2 separate regions of the Mus musculus genome follow, and region 1 is linked to region 2. The links are chromatin loops, found by intact Hi-C in ENCODE. Cell type or tissue: gastrocnemius. All regions are shown on one strand.

What was found. A loop is a pair of places that touch in the nucleus more often than their neighbours do. Peaks named below come from ENCODE experiments on the same cell type or tissue, not always from the same donor. Only the 100,000 strongest peaks of a DNase experiment are listed, where the experiment ranks them.
Region 1: it touches region 2 in a loop (3-fold over the local background); 13 of 42 quality-filtered maps call a loop at or near these places.

The regions. Positions count from the first base shown.
Region 1 is chr9:120,589,616-120,594,615 of GRCm38, reverse strand. No RefSeq gene overlaps it. Among named protein-coding and RNA genes, the nearest start is that of Gm34323, 9.8 kb to the left of the region's middle. In gastrocnemius, a CTCF peak has its summit at 2,917 (motif pointing right); a DNase peak (open chromatin) is centred at 2,920.
Region 2 is chr9:120,431,278-120,436,277 of GRCm38, reverse strand. It overlaps Myrip (myosin VIIA and Rab interacting protein), which reads right to left. Exons shown (of 17, transcript NM_144557.5): 10 at 3,300-3,925. Among named protein-coding and RNA genes, the nearest start is that of D830035M03Rik, 59 kb to the left of the region's middle. In gastrocnemius, no CTCF peak of the experiment used is centred here; a DNase peak (open chromatin) is centred at 2,247.

The DNA of each region.
Region 1 (5,000 bases), 160 kb before region 2:
GCCAAGAGATAGCTCAGCAGGCTAAAGCCTTCGATGTGAGAATCTAAATTCAATCCTTACCACCCCCCACCCTCCCACCCCCACACACACCCAAAGCAAGCCAGGCGTGGTGGTGCACACCTTTAATCCCAACACTCAGGAGGAAGGGGCAGATGGATCTCTGTTCCAGGTCAGCCTGGTCTACAAAGTAAGTTCCAGGACAGCCAGGGCTACATGGAGAACCGCTGCCTCAGTGGGGATATGGGGATTGGGGGGAATTTAAGCCAGGTGTGTTAGCATACATCTGTAAGTCAAGCATGCCTCCTTGGTGAGATAGAAGGCAGAGACTGGAGAATCACCCAAAAGCTCACTGGACTGCTAGCTTACAGTATACAAGTCAGCAGCAGAAGCCACTGCCTACAACTCAACTCTGTAACTCTGGCTCCAGGGATCAGTGCCCTGCACGAACGCATGCCTGTGTCTACACACACACACACACACACACACACACACACACACACACACATGAATAGAAAGCATGCATGTGTGTGCACACATTCACAGAAAGCATGCATATGTGTGTGCACACATTCATAGAAAGTATGCACATGTGTGTGCACACATGCACACATGATTTAAGAAACGAATCCTAAGAGAATGGAATCTGTGCCCTTCTAGTTTATTCCTCAGCAGCATGTGCAACCGACTGCGTGAGTCAGCAAAGAAGACTCTGAATGACTCCCCTGCCAGCATCGCACTTCCGCCCTGTCCTCTACCCCCCTTTTGTATTTCACATATAATACTATGTTGACATGTTGATTGTTCTGTGAATTTCCCTCAAGACAGGAATCCTGCCTTTTCATCTATATTTCTCAAATTACAAGGGTAACAAGGACACACAATTAAACCAACAAACAAGACGTAATTCTCTTGGAAGCAAAACAAAACTCTGAACAGGTTGTACAACTGGTTCAAACAGGTTTATCCCTCATTAGTCATCAAGTGAATGCAAATTAAAAACCACAGTGAGATACAGTTCCAGCCATCAGAAAAGAAAGTCAAAAAGCCCTGGGAACAATGTAGCTGCTCTGCTGGATCTGAGGCCTCTGCACAGGAGGGGGCCCAGGCCTGGTGTTGTGGCCTGGTCAACGGTCAGAGACTCCAGGGTGTCACAAGCCATGGAGGGGAACCGCCTGCTGTTGTTTTACTAAGCTACATGGCCTTCTAAACGCTTGTTTTATACTCTAGATGGGTGCTGCCTCTGCCTTGGCCAGAAGCAGCTTCGATGTGCTGTGCTGAGCACTTAATGCGGAGACTCACAGCTGCCCATGTGCTGAGAGTAAGCGAGTGTTGAGGGCTAGCCCTACATGGGACTTTCTGCCAATGGCTGGCTGTAGGAGGAGGCACAAAGAGTGTAGGAGCTGCCTGGTGTGATGGCAAATCTCTGTTTCAGGCCAGTCTTCTATACAGCAAGTTCTTGGCCAGGCAGGCTACACAGTGATAGCCTGTCTCAAAATAAAATAAAATTGAAGAAGATAAAATAAAAAAAGAATGTAAGAGCTGGAGGATGGGGAGGAGGAATGGGAGGAGGGATGGGAGGAGGGATGGGAGGAAAGATGGGAGGAGGGTTGTCCTCTGGACTTGACACTACACCCATGAACACACTACAGCTGTGGCTATTGACCAAGAGCAAGCCAAGGGGATCAGTGGACACTCCACTGGGCAGCACCAGTTAGCCTCAGTGGAGACAGAGAGAGAAGAGAGACAGACAGACAGACACAGAGAGAGGAGGTTGGAAGAAAAAGTGGGAGGTAGTGAATTGGAGTGTCCAGGGGAGGGAAGAATGGAGAGGATGGTTAGGGGTGTATATGACCAATATACATTGTTTACATGTGTGTAGTTATTGAAAAATAAGTAAAAGGTATTCTATTAAAAAAAAAAAAAAGATCAGAGATGCAGGCTGATGGACCAGGGCAACCTTCACACCCCCAGATGGAATGTGAGAATGTCACTGAGCACGTGGAAAAGTATACTCACCATGCCAAGCCACCATTCCACCCTTTAGACCTTTATCTAAGAGGAATGAAATCCCATGCCCCTGTATCCACACTGGACCACCACCAGTTCTATCACAACACACTGCACAGCTAAGCTAAGTATCTGTTGTATCACAATTCTTTCAGGGTTGGGCATGGGTGGAGCCCAGCTGGAGCCTCTGCTCAGAATGTCCCAGAAGAGCCCTGTGATGGTTAGCTTTGGCAATGTGACACAACCTGGAGTCACCTGAGAAGAGAGAATCAATGAGGGACTGTTCACAGCGGGTTGGTCTGTGAGCATGTCTATGGGGGACCGTTGCAAATGAGTTAAGTGATGAGGAAAGACCCAGCCCTCAGTGGGTGGCACCATTCCCTAGGCAGGCAATCCTGGACTGTTTGAGAGTAGAAAACTGAGCTAAGCACAAGCAAGCAAGCACACATTCATTTCTCTCTGTTCTTGGATGTGGCTGTTTGTGACCAGCAGTTTTGAGTTCCTGCCTTGCCTTCCCCACAATGATGGAAGGTATGTAACCTAGAGTTGTGAGCAGAAATTAAACCCTTTCTCCCTTAAGTTGCTTTTTGTCTGGATACTTTATAATTGAAACTGAAACAATATTAGGACAATCTCCACCCGCAATGAGTGAGCTAGGGAAGACCAGCTAGGGAAGAAATCTTTTCCAGACTCACAGGATGCTGTTGGGAGTTGCTTTCTTGAAGACTTTCAACAGAGGTTCTCATTTTCTCTCTAGCAATTGACTAAAGGCCACCCAGTCCCATGCCATGAGGGCCTCTCCGGAGGGCGGCTTATCTCGTCAAAGACTGCAGGAGTTCATGATGTTGGCTAACAAAGCAGGAGAAACAAACTTGCTCCGTGCGCGGGATACACGCAATACCTACAGCGGCCACAAGAGGGCAAAGAATTCTCCAGGAACTAGAGTTACAAAACTGTCACATGGGAAGTCAAACCTGGGTCTGCTGGCTGCAGGAGCAGACACTTAACCACTTGAGCCATCTCCCCAGGTCTCATAGAGGACGTTTTATTGTTTGGGATTTTGGTTGTGTTTGTTTGCTTTGTCTGGGAGCTATTAGTGCAGGCATCAGACAGAACCATTCCGGTGTAAAGTTTTTCACTTCTGTTGAGACAGGGATAGGACCCCACTCACAATGATACAGATGTCAGATGGGAAATGTCAGGGGTGCAGACCATTCAGGAAGACACTGTCCCGTGAAATTCACAGCTCTTCTGAACATTATTCAAAGATAATGGCCCGGGAGGAGGACTTTGCTCGAAGATGGCTTTGGAACTTTAAGGTATGGGCCAGAGACATGGCTCAGTAGAAACCAGGGCTTGCCTCTAAGCCTGGCAGCCTGAGTCCAATCCCCTGGGCCCCACAAGCTGTTCTCATTCCCACATGTGCACTGTAGAATGTATACAAGTACACATACACACATGAATGAATGAATGAATGAATGAATGAATGAGTGTGATATGAAAGTACAAATCTCTCCTGATTATTGCTCCCTTTAAATACAGAGTATGGGAAGTCCCTCAAGTTAATATCATCTTTTCTGTACTCCCTCACAAATACATCATTCAAACAGCCCCAGAAAGACACTCATCTTCCTGCTGCAGAAAGCATTTGGGGGGGGGGGGGCTGCCACCCAATCTCTGAAAGACCTAACTACCTCAGGCCCACTTGAAGGGCAAGATGCAAAGAGGACAACAGAGAGCAAGAGCTGGAGGTGGAAGAACGGCACGCGGGCTGTGCAAATGTAAGCTGGCCCCAGGAGGCACGCTACTCGCCCAGAGCAAGGGAACACACTGCAGCCGATTTGCACTCTGGGCTCTGTCTACATACTGTTGGGAAATAAAATTAAAATGGGAAAGGGTTTCTTTCTTTTTTAAAGATTTATTTATTATTATACATAAGTACACTGTAGCTGTCTTTAGACACCAGAAGAGGGTGCCATATCTCATTACAGATGGTTGTGAGCCACCATGTGGTTGCAGGGATTTGAACTCAGGACCTTAGGAAGAGCAGTCGATGCTCTTAACTGCTGAGCCATCTCACAGAGGGAAAGGGTTTCTTAGTGAACAAGGAAAGAAGCTTGCAATAGTCCTGGTGCCTGGGAATGAGGCCAGTGTCTTCAGTGAGGTTGAACTTCAACAGCAGGAAGGTGAAAGTTGAGAAATAGATCTTCTCTCAGGGCACAAAGAGACAGATCTCACACCGGGCGTGGTGGCGCACGCCTTTAATCCCAGCGCTTGGGAGGCAGAGGCAGGTGGATTTCTGAGTTTGAGGCCAGCCTGGTCTACAGAGTGAGTTCCAGGACAGCCAGGGCTACACAGAGAAACTCTGTCTCGAAAAACTAAAATAAATAAATAAATAAATAAATAAATAAAATAAACAAGAAACAGATCTCACGATGATGGTCATACATGTCACCGTTGTACTTGTGTGACATTTGCCCTCCTCAGCTCCCTCTTTTCCATTCCTGACTCCTGATTCCTCTGTCATTCATTGTCCTCCCCACAAAGAAAACCCTTCCTTCTGCTTTCCAGACAGGTACACACACACACACACACACACACACACACACACATCCACATGAGAAAAATATTTTGGTTTCCTATCTATGCATATAAGTAAACTGTGTGTGTCTGTGTGTATATGTGTGTGTGTGTGTGTGTGTGTGTGTGTGTGTGTGTGTGTGTGTATGCCCAAGCATGTGTGTATATGTGTGCATGTGTGTGTGCATTGTGCTGTGTATATATGCATCTGGAGGCCAGAGATCGACCTTGGGTGTCTCCCTCCATTACTCTCTACCTTATTTTTTTAAGACACATTATTTTTTTTGTTATTTTTAATTATGTGTCTGTGTATGGATATGTGCACGTGAGTGCAGATGGATCCTCTCAAGAGCAACCAGTGCTCCTAACCACTGAGCCATCTCTCCGGTCCCTCCAGCTTCATTTCTGACAGG
Region 2 (5,000 bases):
AGGAGAAAAAATGGGGACAGTGTTAAAACTAGGGAAGAAACAATCTCAGTGGAAACCATACAAATGTTAACTAACAAAGTTTTGTGTTTTGTTTTGTTTTTTTTTCTTTTCCTCACACAGAATTGGCAGGAATTGAACAGACTGCCAGTGTCCCTGTTGACAAGCGCGAAATGCACACATACGCTGTCGCTGTCATGGCTGTGTAAATAGCTACGAGGTCTGAGAGCTTAATTTGACAGCCCTTTAAAGTTTGCACAGCGACACTCTGTGGGCCTGTCTGCAGCCTGGAAGTGTGGGTAATATCTTTGCACACCCATCACTGTGGGACAGGGATGAGCCAGTGGCACCCGAGTGGGGTTTGGAAAACCACTCAGTCTGCTGGAGTTTGTCACCATCACTGTAGTTTAGAATTGTCTGTGACTGGCAGGAGGCGTTGACACAAGACAGCATTTGAGGACTGCAGGTGTCCAGCGATTAAGAGTGCTTCCTGTCCTCGCAGAGGACGTGAATCTGGTTCCCAATACCCACGTCTGGTCATTATGCTCATGTGAACAAGCCCACACTCACATATATGATAATTAAGGAAATAATCTTTCCAAAAGGCTTTTAATGTGTTTATTGCTGTTTTAAGTGTGTGTGTGTGTGTGTGTGTGTGTGTGTGTGTGTGTGTGTCTCCCATTGGCCTGGAGTTTGCTAGCAGGCAAGTGAGCCCAGCGATCTGTCTGCCTCATTAACGCAGGGATGACAAACCTGTACCACCCACCATGCCTGCAGTTTTACACATGTTCCGGGATGAGACGCGGGTGCAAGGCAAGCACTTTACCCACTCGGCTATCTCCCCAGACCCCAGTTTTAACTTTTCTACAGATGGTGTATTCTTCCTGGCCTGCACTCTGGGGGAGCTGATGCCCTGTTCGTGGAACACTCTCTTCCTGAAAGCTTTTGCACTTGGAATGCCCAGATGGGTGTGGGCCAACCTCTCCGAGTTAGAGAGAAGTGGAAGATGGACAGACAGCATGATGCCAGACACGGACAGACTTGCTGAGTTACAGTCTTAAGTCTACTGTGTCTATATGAGCACACAAAGACGGCCGTACTTGATAGTTTTATGTGTGTCCATGTGACACAAGCAAGTCATCTGAAAATGGGAACCTCGATTGAGAAAATACCTCCATAACATGGGGCTGTGGGCGAGCCTGTAAGGTGTTTTCTTAATTAGTGATTGATGGGGAAGGGCCCAGTCCACTGTGGGTGGGGCCATCCCTGGGCTGGTGATCCTGGGTTCTGTAAGAAAGCAGGCTGAGCAAGCCATGTGAGCAAGCCAGTAAGCAGCCCCCCTCCACTGCTTCCCACCAGTTCATACTTCCAGGTTCCTGCCCTGTTTGAGTTCCTGTCTTGACTTCTTTCCATGATGAATAGGGACGTGGGAGTGTAAGCCGATAAACCCTTCCCTCAGTTTTCTTTTGGTCATGGCGTTTCATCATGGCAACAGAAACCCAAACTAAGAAAACGGCCTCACACAAAATACACCTTTAGTCACTTGGTGGGGGAGGGGGCATAGCAATGAGTTAATTTGTTCATTTTTATTTTATTTTAAATTATTTGTGACTCTTTGTCTGTATGTGCACTACGTATGTGCCTGTGCCCTCAGTGCAGAGAAAGAGGGCGTCAGATCTTCTGGAACTGGAGTTACAAGCACCTGTGTGCTGCCTGATGTGGGTGCTGGGAACTAAATCCAGGTGCTCTTTAGGAGAAGCAAGTGTTCTTAACTGCTGAGACATCTCTTCAGCCACGTCTGTCTTCTGGGATGGGGATGTGTGTGGTTTCTTATTAGGTGGTTTAGGCTAGACCAGAACTCGCTATGTAGTCCAGGTTAGCCTCTGATACATTATCCTATGCCTCTGGAGTACTGGAATCAGTGACATGTGCTACCTTGCCTGGCAGTAAACGCCACTGGGATGCTTTAATATCTGTATATTATAGTTTTGTATGTATATTATGACACAATATTTATACAAATATAAATATTTAATATTTGTATATTATAGTATGTCACTTGCTTTGTCTTATGTTTATTTATATTTTTTCTGAAGTAACAGTTTAAATATGAAATTTTTATTTCATTTCAACCTGGGGTGTCTTATTTTCAGGAGGAGGCAGAAGTGAGAACTGCCCTATGAAAGGAAACTGAAGATCTGAACACCCGGACAGCGTAGCAGCATCGCCACCTAGTGGCGATGAGAGGGTACTGCTACTTGCTCAAGTCCTTCCAGAGGAGGAAAGGAGGGTAAAGGGCGCCTTCTGGCTGGCCTCTGGCTCCTCCCTACCTGGTGTTGTCATGGTCACCAGGCCAGACCATTGCTTTTATTTTGTCAACTTGACACAGGCTAGAGTCATCTGGGAAGAGCAAATCTCACTTGAGAAAATCCCTCTCTAGATTGCCCTGTGGACAAGGCTATGGTGCATCGTTTGGGTAAATGATTGATGTGGGAGGGCCCGGCTCACTGTGCCACTCCGGGGTCAGTGGTCCTAGGTTGTATGAGAAAGCAGGGTGAGCAAGCCATGAGGAGCAAGCCAGGGATGGCCTCTGCATCAGCTCCTGCCTCCAGGTTCCTTCCATCTGAGCTCCCCGGGCTATGGCTTTCCTCACTGACAACGCACGACCTGAGAGTTGAAAGCAGACACAAATCGTCCTTAGAGATGGTTGTGTGTGTGAAGGTATATGTGTGTGTGATGAAAATATAGATACCAGAGATTAACCTCAGATGCTGTTCCTCAGGTGGCATCCACCTTTTTTTTACTGGCCTGGGGCTCACTGAATAGGTAAGGCTGGCCATGTGGTGACTGTGAGGAGTCTGTCTCTGTCCCTGTCTCTGTCTTCCCAGCACTGGAATAGCAAGTGTGTGCCACCATGCTTGGCTTTTTCTGTAGGCGGTGACTGAACTCGGGTCTTCAAGCTCACACAGTGAACCCTTTTCCAACCGAGCCCTCTTTCGAGCCCTGCCTCCCCCGCCCCCGCTCTCTCCCGTGTTCCTTTTCTCTGCATTCTGTCCACCACGAACTGAAGAAGCCCCCTACCACCTGTGCCTGCCGTTGATGTTCTGGTCAAGCTCAAGAGACACAGCACCCACATGGAAGCCTCCAGAGAGGCGAGCCCAAGTGACAACTCAGGGTGCGCTTGGCCGCAAGACCAATAGAATCTTAGACAGCAGAGCCCAAACCCAGGCTCTCTTGGGTACTATGCGCAGAGAAGGGTCATCCTACTTTCAAAATATCTGTGTGCTTGCGGGTTTCTTTACCTGAGCCGTGTGCAGTGCCCGTGGATGGGCACCAGGTGAAGGCAGACCCCTGTTTGACTCCTCGGGGCCCACTCGTGCCCTTCTCCACCTCCTGGCCCGGCGCTCTGCAGTGCGGAGGGTCTCCTCTGGATCGCTACTGTCGGAAGTCTCTCCACCGGCTGCCTGAGGGTTGAAATTGACGTCCAGTTCTCCCTGGAGGGGCATCTTCTCCACTGCGGGGTTCTTGGGGGCCTTCCTCTGCAGCCAGGACAGCTTAGCCCGGCAGCCAGCTTCCCGAGATGAGCTGGTGGAAGATGTCTCTGAATCCGAGCACATGGCCTCAGGGTTTGAGGGAGAGGTGGCTAAGGGACCTTGGCCAGAACTCTGGGCCTGTGTAGGCTGAGGCTGGGGTTGCTTGAGCCTGCTCTGGGACGGTGGGCACAGCTTACTCAAGGCTTCGCTGTAATCAAAGTCTTCCTCACTGTCGGAACCGATCTCATCATAGGCAGACGTCACACTGGACGCCACCTCCAGGGCCTGAAAGGTCCCACTCTTCGGTTTGGTCAGCAGGCGGGTTGGGGGCTGTCTACTACCGTCCTTCAAGGTCATCCAGTTCCCATCGGGGCTCTGCAAAAGTGGGGCCAGGTCTGTGGGGTAGAGGTGAGAAAGACACCAGAAGGGTCCATTATTACTGTAGGAGCGAGTTGGGGGGGGTAACACGTCATCTCCTACAAGGTTCCTGCGAGATTGTGGGGCGACCACCTTAGGGAGACCAGGAGTGTACACCCAACTCTCATGTTAAGAGTACCCAGCTATACACGGGTATCATCAATATCAATGTCTCCCATCCAAGGCTCAAGGGACATCATGGAAGAGGGGACAGGGAAGCTGCAAGAGATGGAGGATGGGGCGGAGAGCTGTTAATGACAGCTGACTTCTGGGCGTGGCACGGCTGTTGCCCACATCAGCTTACAGTGGCCATGGCTCCCTGCCTGACCCTGTCACAGTATCAAGTCTGTGAAATTTCCAGTGCAGATGGGAGAGGGGCTCATGGGGTCCCACCCCTAGTAGGGAGCTATTGGCAGTTGACGGTGGCTGAGCGAGACAGAGTCACTGTCTTTGGAGCTGTGGAGCCTGGCAGGTTGCTGACACTCTAGTAGGTAACTGAACTCAGGATGATGACAATGACGATGATGACGACAATGATGGTCTGACATGAAATTGGAGAAAAATGGGTTGAGAGGCACAGGGGGTGGATAGAATCAAAATACATGCGTGAAAAATTTAAAGAGTAAAAATATTATTGAAACAAAGAATCCTCAAGGATCCCTGGGGGCCTCGCAGAGGGAGTGAGACTGGAGGCACAGCCCCTTTCCCGCCTCCTGAGAGAGCTGCCCCATACTGTTCTAAGGCTGGCGGAAGGGGAGGGAGAGCTACAGCAGCCATCTGTTTATACCTTAGGTCCTCAGTTTCCCCTCACCGATGAGGGATAATTCTACCTCCTTCCTATCCTTCCCCAAGGACTTTCATGGATGTTATTCCTATAGCCCTGTGAGATGGGCATAGAAGTCTGTTATTTATGTAACCCAGGGTGCACACTTGTTCTGGACTTGAAGCTGTACTTAATGGGCAGCTTGTGGCTCTCTCTCTCTCTCTCTCTCATGCATGAATCCTCTCTCCAACTCCAAGACCACTAGAAAGCGAAATGCAAGGAAGGCTGGA